Regions from separate parts of the Homo sapiens genome. Here regions 2 and 3 are each linked to region 1. Evidence: read pairs that join two places in POLR2A ChIA-PET (ENCODE). Cell type or tissue: MCF 10A. All regions are shown on one strand.

Region 1 (4,000 bases):
CTCCGGCCGGCGCTGGGGGCCCCAGCCGGGGAGGCAGCTGGGGCGACCGTGCGGGGTGGGGGCAGGGACCCGCGAAGCCAACTCTGCCGGAGACCCACCCCCCGGCGGGGCTGGGGGCTCGTGGCGCAGTGGCAAGAAAGTGTGCAAATTAAAGCCTTCCGGAGAGAAATGAGGCGGCCGAGTCCCGGCAGTGCTCCGAGCTCCGGGCTCCCTAGCTCCCTTCTACGAGTCGGGGGCTAGAAGGGCGCGGTGGGGGTGGGGGTGGGGGGGAGAGTTAAATGAAAATTTCCGGCTTTCGCTGAAACTGTAGTAGGGGGATCCTGCGACTAAAATAAGCGGCATTAGTGGGAGAGAGTGGGACGTGTCGTCGGGAGTCGGCGGAGTTTCCAAACCCAGGGTCGCCCAGAGTTGGGGTTTTGACAGGGTGAAGCGGGGGGCATCCTCACTGTGTGACGTGGACGGATGGGAAAAACACAAAACAACCAACAATAATTATGAGCGGCCAATGGGGGTGGTAAATACCAATACTTTCCAAGAAACTGAAAAATCAGACCAAAAAATAACTCTTCTCTTAAAAAAATAAAGAAAAAGTTTGGCAGGATGCCTTGCAGAAAAGAAAATACTAATCTATCCAAGCACTTTTCACTTTCAGCATGAGCTACATTTGTTTTGTTTTCCTTCGCTTCCTTTCTGCCTCACAAAGCCCTATCTTTTCCTTTTAGACAGAGGATATGGTTTGGAAATTGTCAGGCACTCTTATGGTTAACGATCTACTTGAAGGGGCTGGCGGGCTCACAATTATTAAGTGGTTAGTAACTGCTGAGGGTTCACTAACGTATTTCAGAGGAGCTAAAAAGACTAAAATTTAGTGTAAATAATAGAACTGCAGATAGTAGATACATACACAAAAAGAGGAGTGCTCAGTTTAAATGCATTATTGGAAATCTGAAATTTGAAACCTTGTAAGAATGTATACTTTACCTGCTGAGAAACCCTTGAATACAATTATTTCAGGTGAAAATTAGATTTTGGAGAAAAAAAAGTCTTTAAAACTTTCTACAATGGAGTAAAAGAAAACTTGAAATAGCTGTCTTTTTGGAAAGAATTTGGTGTTCTCCCCAAAATCTCTATCTGTAGAATACTTGAAACCCTTTAAAACATCTTAAAGCAAAACTTTTCACAAAATTATTTACTTAAGTGCTTTGTAGAAAAATTAAAACCTGGCAAAATTCTGTTTGAATTGGAAATACTACTTCTATAAATCTTTTGACTTTAAAACCATGTTACTAATCTCACAGTAAATCAAATTTTTGCCTTTATAAAACTGATTCTATGTTATAGTGTGAGGTAAGGCTAGGGAAATAAAAATTGATGCATTTTCAGTAGCACATATTTTGCAATGCATTATAATACTTTTTTCTTTAAAAATAAAAGTGAATAATTGTATGTCTTTAAGCTTAAGATAATTCATAAAATACATTTGTGTTAAGAGCATGTCTTCTAAAATAAGATCCAGTTTTCTGAACAAAATTTGTATTTATAAAGCTATCTATAATCTCATATACCTTATAAATTTAAGAAGGCAAATCATTAGATTTTATATTTACATAAAAATATTGGATCACTACAAGTCACTAATTAGACTTTAAGCCAGAGACACAAGTGGGAATCCTCCATTTTGATAATTGTTCACACTTATCATTTGCCTTTTAAAACAAGATTTACTTGCTGGTAATTAACATGTTTATATAATCCAGAAATAATTGCCAGCAAATAGGAAGCAGCACATCATGGCTAGAATTTATTTGAATAAATCATTTATTAAAAAAATAGTAAGCTACAAATATTAAATTAACAGAGAAGTGTCTTTTCTACACTGGGTTGAATTTTTAGTTACTGAATTTGACAACAACCATTGCTAGATCAGAAATTCCATGATTTAGGTTACTAGATCATTTGGACAATGTAAAAAACAATGAAACTTTATTTAATTATATATGTTAGTACTGAGTGTTAACTCTCTGTCCTCTTCTTTTCCTGATACTGCTATCTTTTATGTTAATTTATCATTGTTCACTCTTCCTGCTTATGGTTCACATTAAGTCCCAGTTGGTGAAAGCTTCAGACCCAAGGCAGTTTTACAATTGATTGTATAAAATTAGTAAATACCAGATTATTTTTGTTTATGGATAACTTCTGCTGTGGGTAACAGGTTATCATAAGAAAATATGTTCAAACTTTTTAAACTGTGAACCAAATTCCAACTTCTTTGTTTAGGAGTCTTCTGAGAATTAATATATAGAACTCAAGAATAATGACTCCAACCAGTATTTTCACACTACATACCAGATATTCTAAAGTTGCAAATCATCTTACAGGTATTTAAAAATTACATTTCATGGACTTATTTCCAAATATGGTGGTGTAACTTACACTGAAAGACTTCTTAATGTCACACAAGGAATGTATTTCATGTGTGAACATTTATATATCAAATACCTGTACAATTTTGTTTTCACTAAAATAAACATAAAATTTTAAATTTTGGTCTATAATTTTTAACTTGTTAAGGAAATGTGTAATTTAGTTACAAATAATAATTATATAATGTACACCTAAATCTAATTCATTTCTGATTTATATTGGCTATTTGAGTTTATAAAATATATTTTCCAGAAACTCAGAAATGAGATTTTGCTATAATGTACTACACAATTATTTTAAAATACACTTCTAGTTTAACCTTGAAACAAGTTACCCTACTTTTTAACCTGATTTATGTGTTTGTGTACATGTTATCTTTATTGAGTAATAATCATGAGAAACTATAATTTTAACAGAAATAGCATAATATAAATGCAGTACATTTTAATGCATTCTTCTTTCCCTTCTCAGACATTTCCAAGATATTTTCTTGGGTTTTCCCCTGAACTATATTACCGAAAGTTTGCTAAATAGCTTAGGAAAAGTCAATTGTATTATCAACTTTTTGCATTGTAAAATTCTGAGCTTTAAATGATTTTTAAAGTTCAGTCTTCTAAATAAATTCTTTCTGTCAATTTGGAAATGACCTGGGTTTTTCTGTTTTTACTGTTGCATGTGATCTATTGCACTGCATTTGAGCAGTGAAACTTGAAATGATTTTGATATCTGCCATGAGGGAAAAAATAGATATAAAGTAGTAGCTTATAACATTTAAGGAGGAAAAAACAAACATTACTGTCTTTTGGAACATGCTGCTTCCATTGGTTCTACTACTCTATAATTTTCTTTGTGCAACATGTCAGTACTATGTTCATATTTGTATAATTGCCATCATCTTTTTTAATTTTTCCCTTTTGATAGACACCCATATCTTCTTTTTCCTTTGTGTGTGTGTGTGTGTGAATACCTGTATGTTCTTGGCATATTGTTATGACATGTTTGAAACATGTTCTTAAGATTCTTTCATCATCTATATTAGAATTCTGAGTAATCAGAAAAATAACTATGGAAATATACTTACAAAAGATGGTGATAATCACGTTAAAATACCTATATTTTCTTTCTATTTACAGTGACCTGTAATTTTCACTGGTTTCTAACATTTCTTTTCTGAGATAATACTTGCATCTCAGCTGCACACATGGCCTAAAAATTGTGTTACCATAGCTGGTTTTGGTTGAGCTAAAAGGTGTTTACATGCTTTAGATAGACCATTCAGTTGCAGCAGTGGAGGTATAACACAGTGGGAGTGAACGATGATAAAGTGGGATCTCAGAGGTAGGAGGAGGGACAAAGAAGGCACCCGGGGAGAAACTTCTATGAATGGCCTGGCATCAGGGACAAGTGAAGGAAGCACATGCTGAGGTCGTGGGGCTGAGAGATGCAGCCTCAGTGCTTATAGGTATGGCGTAGCCAGGCAACCCGATTCTTTCAGGATGAATGGCCTTCTGTGTCTATCCTATTATGCAATTAAATCTGTCTTATTAAATGAGGTTGTATACTGTATGACTCCATA
Region 2 (4,000 bases), 190 kb before region 1:
TGCATTTTCTCTGGGAGAACAGAAGCTCCCCATGGATATATGGGGTTGGGACAAGTGGCTATTTACAGCTAAGAAGGGAATATTTTTGAGGTTTAGAGAATTCAAATCACGATTACTATCTCATGTTCAAAGACTGAAATAAAAATGGCTGTGTACTCTCTTCATGGAGCAATTTGATGTTCTGAGGCCCTCTACTCCCTGGCTTCTGGAAATCTATTTTTCCCTCCATCACAATATTTCCTTTAACTACTGAATAATTAACCCTAGTGACTAACCTAGTCTCATAGGAAGAAGGCTTGTGAAATCTGCTCCTGATGCATGTAATAAGTGTAGAAGGACACATTAAGTAATGTGTACAGTCTGGGAAGGCCAAAATTCCTTTCCCAAGGCCTGGTCCACCCTGAAAAAGAGGAAGGAAAGCTCATACTTTAATTATTGGAGCAGGTATTCCACTGGTTCACACATTACCAGGACCTTAGAGGTTTCTTCTATCATACAGAAGGAACCTGGATCAGCACACTCGCCTACTCTTCTTTGTCTGCCAGTGGAACTCCACAACAACTGACCGAAGCTGTCACCACCCCAGGCTGCCAATGTGGGCCTCCAGATTGTGAGGCCACAGGGTCAGATATGGGGCCTGGCGCTGCACTGACAGTGCTGCATGTCCAAAGAGGCAAGCAGCCAGGCAGAGCCCTCTCTGTTACAGCTTGGCCACCTGTCTGAGAGGGAAGACAAATCCCATTTCATCGGGTTTGGCATGGAAAGCAAATTGTTCACCCCCACACGCAAAAGCTCTTGAGTGGCAGAAGGAAAAGTACACACCCCAGGTGCGAATATAAAAGCGGGTCTCTTTGGGATGAACCTTCTGGTTAATTTGGTTTGGAGTCTATGGTGTTTTCACTCAGCTCTCATCAGTTTTTAAGCCGTATTACAGCTCCCAGGCTTTTAGGATAATTCTCTTAATGAAGTAATGAAATGCCAAAGAAATGGCATCACAGGGCTTTGCCCTTTCCTGCTTTTTAAAGGCCATCAAAACCATCATTCCCTAACATACCCACACAGGAAAAAAGATGAGGCTTATCTTGTTTTTAAGCTATTGTGTTGCCAGCATTTCCATCGTACAAGAAAGATAAGTAAATGCTTGCAAAATAAAGTCTGACCCAAGCTTCACCTGATATGCAGTTTCTATCTTGCTGAGTGCACATGATAATAAGATTTCCAAGCAGCATTAGAAACCATGGTTCAATCCAGAAGTGTGCTCCTGCAACCCGGGGAGGGGGCTCCTGATGACTTCACAGTGAAGCCACCGTCACAAACAGGATTTCCTAAAGAGGTCTTAGGGTGAGGAAGAAGCTTCATTCTAACTTTGGCTCTGCCATCTGGGCAGCACTGCTGCTCCTCCCCTCCTGTAAACAGGCAGTTAAGAGGGGGCAGGGGCACTCCTTCCTATTGTTCCTCATGGCTCTCACTTCCCTTTCATCTTTGGCAATAGCTGGAATTTATGAGTATGTTGGATGACCTTCCAAGTCTTTCCTTCGGAGTTTATTTACTTCGTGGATACTCCTTAGTAAGGCTCCATCTTTTGGCGGCTCACACCCCGGCTGTATTTGTCCAAAGGTGTGGCTTTATCTCTGTATGGTATTGAATTGAATGGAAAAGGAGTCATAAAGACTGTGTGATTCATATAATCCAACGGTGATTGTGCATACACGACACTATTTCCCAACTTATACCTTCCAGTACAGCCAGGTCTTGCTTTTCTGAGAATGAATGCACTGCTATTTTTGTGGCTTGCCTAATGAAGTTCTTGTTAAATATCCAATCAAACATCTTCAAAATCCAGCTCAGGACTAACTTCAGGAAGCCCCTATTATTCTAGTTCAGGGTAATATCTGACTTTTCTAAGCTCTTAACAGTTTTAAAAATCTGTACCATGTGGCTCAGCACTTACATATGCCTGGTCTGATACTGTTTGCTAATTATTACATGCTAACACATCATGCACATTTTTATTTGCTCATGTAAGTTATAACCTCCTTCAGGCTCAGTCTTCAGGTTTTTGCTATCTTCCACAGTGCCCAGAATGATTGTAAGCACCTGGTAGGTTTTCTTTTTTCTTTTTCTTTTTCTTTTTTTTTTTTGAGATGGAGTCTTGCTGTGTCACCCAGGCCAGAGTGCAGTGGCGCGATCTCGGCTCACTGCAACCTCTCCCTCCCAGGTTCAAGCGATTCTCCTGCCTCAGCCTCCCGAGTAGCTGGGATTACAGGTGCCTGCCATCACATCTGGCAAATTTTTGTGTTTTTAGTAGAGATAGCGTTTCACCATGTTGGCCAGGCTGGTCTTAAACTCCCAATTTCAGGTAATCTGCCCACCTTGGCCTCCCAAAGTGCTAGGATTACAGGCATGAGCCACTGCGCCTGGCCAGCACCTGGTAGGTTTTCAAAGAATATTTGCTCATTCATTAATTGAGAGAAGAATCCCATGGGATTCTTCTGTAAGTTTCATTTCCTTATTATGCAACTGAGTTAAATATATTAAGTGTAAACATTAGAACTACCAAAGGAATAATGCTAGGACCAGTATTGACTTAATATGTTTATACTGTTTTGATTAGTAAAATGACATAAAACCTCTGAATTTAAAATTAAGTGCTTTCTGGGAATATAAAATAAAAAAATGACTAAACTCTACTGAAGAAAAATCTTGAGACTAAGTGACTGAAGAGAAACATGGGAAAACTGTTTTGAAAAAGGCAAGGAGCAAACGATGCATTTGGCCCATTTTATGCCAGAGCTACTCACAGAGTGATGGGCTCTGACCTACAGGCTGCAGTATGTTCATTCATTTATTCATTATTCATTTACTTAGTAGCCACTTTATGCCATGCTCTGTTAGGTACTAGTTATACAGTGGTGAGTAAAATAGAGAGGGTCTGGTTTATAGTTTCATGAGTGATAGGGCAAACAGGTTTTAAGCCAGAAAACACTAAAATAAATATAAGTGCAAACTGTGCTAAGTGCTATGAAGGAAAAAAGTCAAGGTGTTGTGAGAGTGAATACCCGAAGGTACTGATTTTACTCTGGGTCAGGAAAGGTTTCTTTAAGGAAATAACATTTAAGATGAGATTGGAAGAATGACGTGGAGCAGCCAGGAGGTGAGTTGAGGAGGTGAGTGGGCAATGCTCCAGGCAGATGACTCCAGGAATCTCTGCAGGCAGTTTCTTGAAGGGACCGATATAACTGCTGCTTCTGCACAGCAAAGCCAATAAACTTATGGATCCAAATAAGAATACAGGAAATTCATATACTCATTCAACGAATCTTTATTGAATGCTGACTATGTGCTGGATATAGTTCTCTGCCTCTGGGATATCCAAGTAAACAAAGCAAAGATCCTTGCCCTGTGGAGTTTAAGTTCTATAGTAAGAAATAAATGCACCAATATATTTTCATCTAAATATTGCAGGTTTGGCTACAGACCTTGATGTGTGTATAATGAAACTTGAAAGGTCTCAGAGGAAGGAACAGTGGTGTAGTGGACGCAGGGGACAGCTGTTCCCTGTTGGGAGACAATTCTGCATGGGCCCTTTGTATTTCTGCACATCTTGCAAGTAGAGACACTAACTGCATTTGTGCTGGATTAGATTTTCAAGTAAACTGCTTTGGAAGATGATAGTGTCTCCCTCTATAGCATGAGCAGGTTTGTTTGCTCTTAAACATGATAATAGCTTCTGCTGGGGCAAAGGTAAGGCCGACTTAACTGACCATTATAAAAGATTCATGTTGGGGATTCGTTTTTGTAACACAACCCGTGTGTGTGTGTGGGTATGTGTGTGTGTAAGTGTGTTCGTGCGTGCTTGCAGGTGTCATCTGCCCCCCTTCTTATTTTCCTATGGGAATTGGGAATCTGGTGCAAATGCTGATACTGTAGCTACTGCTATTGCTGTGAGTAATAAACTAGGCTTTGTCTCTAACCCAAGAGTCTTGTGTCTTTTGCCAGC
Region 3 (4,000 bases), 66 kb after region 1:
TTCCTTATTATTTTAGCAAACATTTAAAATTATGGATAGCATCAAAAGCAGGCAAAAATGCAGATTAATGGGAACTCCTGCTAGGAATCTGTCCTTTCTTACTTTCTTTTTTAATCACTAAGCTCATATGTTTGATTGTTATGGTTGAGTCTCCCAACTAAATTCCGTGATTCTTTCCTCCCTATCTGAGTTCAGCTTGCATAGTACTACTAGATACATCTTAATCCTCTCTCTCTTTTTCCCTTACATACACACAGACAATGCCTTAACATTATTTGTAATAGCCTCAGCCTGGAAACCACTAACTGTCTAACAACTATAGCATGGATAAATAACTTGTGATATATTCATGCAACAGATTATTTATAATAAAGAAATTGACTATGAACTACAAGAATCAGCATGGATGACTCCTCAAAAATACTGTTGGGTAAAGAAGCAAAACAACAAAGAAAACATCAAGCATGATTGTATCTGAACAAAGTTCAAAAACGGCAAAACTAAACTATCTTATTTAGCAATGCATACCTAGGTGGTAAAAACAAAGTAAAACAAAGAAATGGTTATTCCAAATATTTGGGTAGCAATTACCTTATGGTTTGGGAATGGTGGATGCGGAGGGAGAAAGTTGTGATTTGGAAGTTAAACTCAGGAGATTTCGAAGTTAAACTCAGGAGATTTCAAAGTTAAACTCAGGAGATTTCTGGGGTGCTTTCGATCTTAGACTTCTTGACCTTGATGGCAATGACATGTTAAACAGAACATACATGTTTTACGTTTTCACTCTATTTGGTTATAGTTGATAATTTTTTAAATTTAAAAATACCACAAGGGAACTTCCTGAGGTGCTGGTAGCTATTTCTTGACATGAATGGTGATTGCATAACGTGTGATTTAAAAAATTAAATTTACTTAAAATTTCCACACTTTTCTCTTTGTTCTATTTGGCTAAAAAATTGTAAAAATAAAGTAGATAAAAAACCTTTATGAATTACTCCCTCCCTACAGAATAAAGATCAGATCCCTAACCTTTCAAAGTCCTCCATATATTGACTACCACAACCTTTCTAATCCTAACTCCCACTACTGCCTTCATAGAAACCAATAATAATAATGATAGCCCAAAACAAAAGTAAAAAACCCCAAAAAACCCCAACCTTCAAAACTGCAAACAAAATTAAAAAGTCCACAAATACACTAATTTTACTAAATTTCCTTTAACAAAAAACTTGACCTTGCCTCTTTTTATTCTTTATTTGAAGGATTTTGAATTGCCTACCACATGTTTTCCTAAGATGAATCAGAGCAGGATGACATGCTTGTTTAGTCTTTGATGATAATGAATATGTATTTACACGATTGTCAGAAAGAACACATTTCTCCCAAGTTGTTACCTAACTGGTATTGTGTGTTTAAGAATTTTCTTTCTGATTTAAACCAGCTAAAGCCAGTTTTTTAAAGGACATATATATATATATATATATATATATATATATATATATATATATATATATATATATATATATATATGATGTTAGATATTGGTTTGTGCCCAAGAAAACACAGGGAAAACTAAATAACCCAAATCAAGCCCTGAGTATTCATGTGCAGACTATCAGCTTCACACTTAGTCATAGTCAACTTCACACCTAAATGCCATTGAAAAGAAGCAGGGCCAAATGTTCCTGGAAAATGGGACTCTTAGGTTCACAGACGTTTGCTGAAAATACCTGAGCCCCATGCTTTGGGGAGATTTCACTAAGAAGATTGATATGCAGCTTCCAGGGGAAAGAATGAAGGAGGGGCAGGATGTGGTCTTGGTGAATCAGAAGCGGCCCTCCTTCCCCACCCCTCTTCTGAGTCAGCATGCAGCCACATGGCCCCACATGGTGCAGTTCTGGTTCTCGGATGAGCTGTCATATGGGGTCCTCCCTGTCTGCCTTTATTAAAGCACTTGGTGATTTCCAGCAGCCCTATTTGTCATATAAATAGTTTTGTTCTGTCTATAAATTAGTCAAGCAATTCATTTTTGAATCTTTCTGATAGTGACACAGTGACATGAAGTGTTGTTGGGTTTGCTTGTTGTTGGATTTGCTTGCCTCATTTGGTCCTTTAAATGGTAAAGTAACATCACCCGTTTGTAGACAGCCTCGCAAAAATTTGAGCCTTTGGTTTTGGAACCAAGTCAGCTGGGTTCAAATTCCCACTTGCCACCTTCCAAACCTGGGATTTTTTAAGTGCATATATTCCTTTTTGCCTTAGGGCATGAAACATGTGCTCAGCACTTGGTTGCTGCAGTGGGAACTGAGAGTCATTCTTGCTGGTCGTGCTGGTGGCAGAAGTTATGGCAAGCTCCCACAGAGCAGTGGCAGACTTGCCAGTGCCCGTGTCTGGGCTCCAGGTCTGGCAGTGTGGCAGAGTGGGCCACACTCACCAGTGCTGGGCAATAAGACAGTGTTTTCACATTGGACCAGCTCCATTACTTGATCTGGGGTATTGTTCATGGCTACAGAGTCCTCACATTGGCAGTCCTGGCAACTCTGGGAGTTCTGCAATGCCCTTTTAAGCACATTCCCTTTTGCTTAAACGAAAGTTGGTCTCTTTTAATTGTAATGAAAGATATTGACTGATATAGTGACCTTGTGAAAATTTACTTTCTCATCTATAGAGTAGCTTAATAATAGCCATCTCTAAGGGTTATTGGGAGATTTCAATATATTAATGCATGATTTGCATTAATCCACACTAACTATTTAGTCCACACTATTATCCACCCTAACTATATTCATCCACAATAACTATTTAGTCAGTGTGGTGTCTGGCACTAAAATATTAGTTATTAATTATTAATAATGTGCTGGGCACAGGAAGAGCATTGGACTGTCTGTAATGAGAGTGCGTCTTTTTATCAGGAGGGCCTCACTGTTTTAGGGTTAGGAATGATAGGATTAAAAGTAATTTGGGAATTTTTATGACTCATGACTTTATGGTTGGTTGATTTAGGCAACGATATAGCTTTTGTTTCACTTATTAAATTTAAATTTAATTTATGGACTTGTAAGGGCATAAATTTAATTTTACAGCTTGATTTTGACACAAAGCAAGATACTGAACATTAACACCACCACAGAGGCCTACTATGTGCTCCTGTCCCTGTTGTTACTTCCTCCAAAGGTAACCACGGCACAGATTCCTATTACTATAAATTAATGTTGCCTGTTTTTGAATTTTATTTGAATGAGATTACATAGTATATACTCTTTTGTTGCTAAATGTTATACCTTTGAGGTTCATTAATGTTTTTATAGATAGATATAGTTTTCTTCATTGCTAAATTGTATTCCATTATACATATATACTACAATTTATCTATTCTATTGTTAATGGGTAATATAGTTTGGCTCTGTGTCCCTACCAAAATCTCATGTCAAATTGTATCCCCAGTGTTGGAGGAGGGGCCTTGTGGAAGGTGATTGAATCACGGGGACGGACTTTCCTGTTGCTGCTCTTGTGATGGATTTCTCACAAGATCTGGTTGTTTGAAAGTGTGTAGCACCTGCCACTTCACTCCCTCTCTCTCCTCCTGGCCATGTGAAGACTGTGCCTGCTTCCTCTTTGTCTTCCACCATGATTGTAAGTTTCCTGAGGTCTCCCCAGGAGCAGAAGCCTATACATCCTGCAGAACTGCAAGCTAATTAAATCTGTTTTCTTTATAAATTACCCAGTCCCAGGTATGTCTTTGTAGCAGTGTGAGAATGGACTAATACAATGGGCATTTGGGTTGCTTCTAGTTTGGTGCTATGGAGAATAATGTGCTAGGAATATTCTCATTCTCATAACTATCATTTTGTGCACATATGTATGCATTTCATTTAATTTTATACCTGCAGATTGAATTTCTGAATCATACGGTGCACATATGCTCAGCTTTACTGGTAACAAAATTTCCAAAGTAGTTTTTACCAATTTACACCCTCAAAGCATCCTATGAGTTTCTGTT

The links. Peaks named below come from ENCODE experiments on the same cell type or tissue, not always from the same donor. Only the 100,000 strongest peaks of a DNase experiment are listed, where the experiment ranks them.
Region 2: POLR2A ChIA-PET joins it to region 1 with 8 read pairs; 12 of 35 experiments call an interaction of 5 or more read pairs at or near these places.
Region 3: POLR2A ChIA-PET joins it to region 1 with 5 read pairs; 5 of 35 experiments call an interaction of 5 or more read pairs at or near these places.

What each region holds. Positions count from the first base shown.
Region 1 is chr7:92,836,694-92,840,693 of GRCh38, forward strand. The region is part of intron 1 of CDK6-AS1 (CDK6 antisense RNA 1); the gene reads left to right. Among named protein-coding and RNA genes, the nearest start is that of CDK6, 2.1 kb to the left of the region's middle. RefSeq lists a silencer at 1-182. In MCF 10A, no CTCF peak of the experiment used is centred here; no DNase peak of the experiment used is centred here.
Region 2 is chr7:92,644,275-92,648,274 of GRCh38, forward strand. All of the region lies in intron 5 of CDK6 (cyclin dependent kinase 6), which reads right to left. LOC112268009 (a long non-coding RNA gene) reads right to left here. Exons shown (of 2, transcript XR_002956577.2): 1 at 1-4,000. Among named protein-coding and RNA genes, the nearest start is that of FAM133B, 56 kb to the left of the region's middle. In MCF 10A, no CTCF peak of the experiment used is centred here; a DNase peak (open chromatin) is centred at 1,597.
Region 3 is chr7:92,902,647-92,906,646 of GRCh38, forward strand. All of the region lies in intron 1 of CDK6-AS1 (CDK6 antisense RNA 1), which reads left to right. Among named protein-coding and RNA genes, the nearest start is that of CDK6, 68 kb to the left of the region's middle. In MCF 10A, no CTCF peak of the experiment used is centred here; a DNase peak (open chromatin) is centred at 1,845.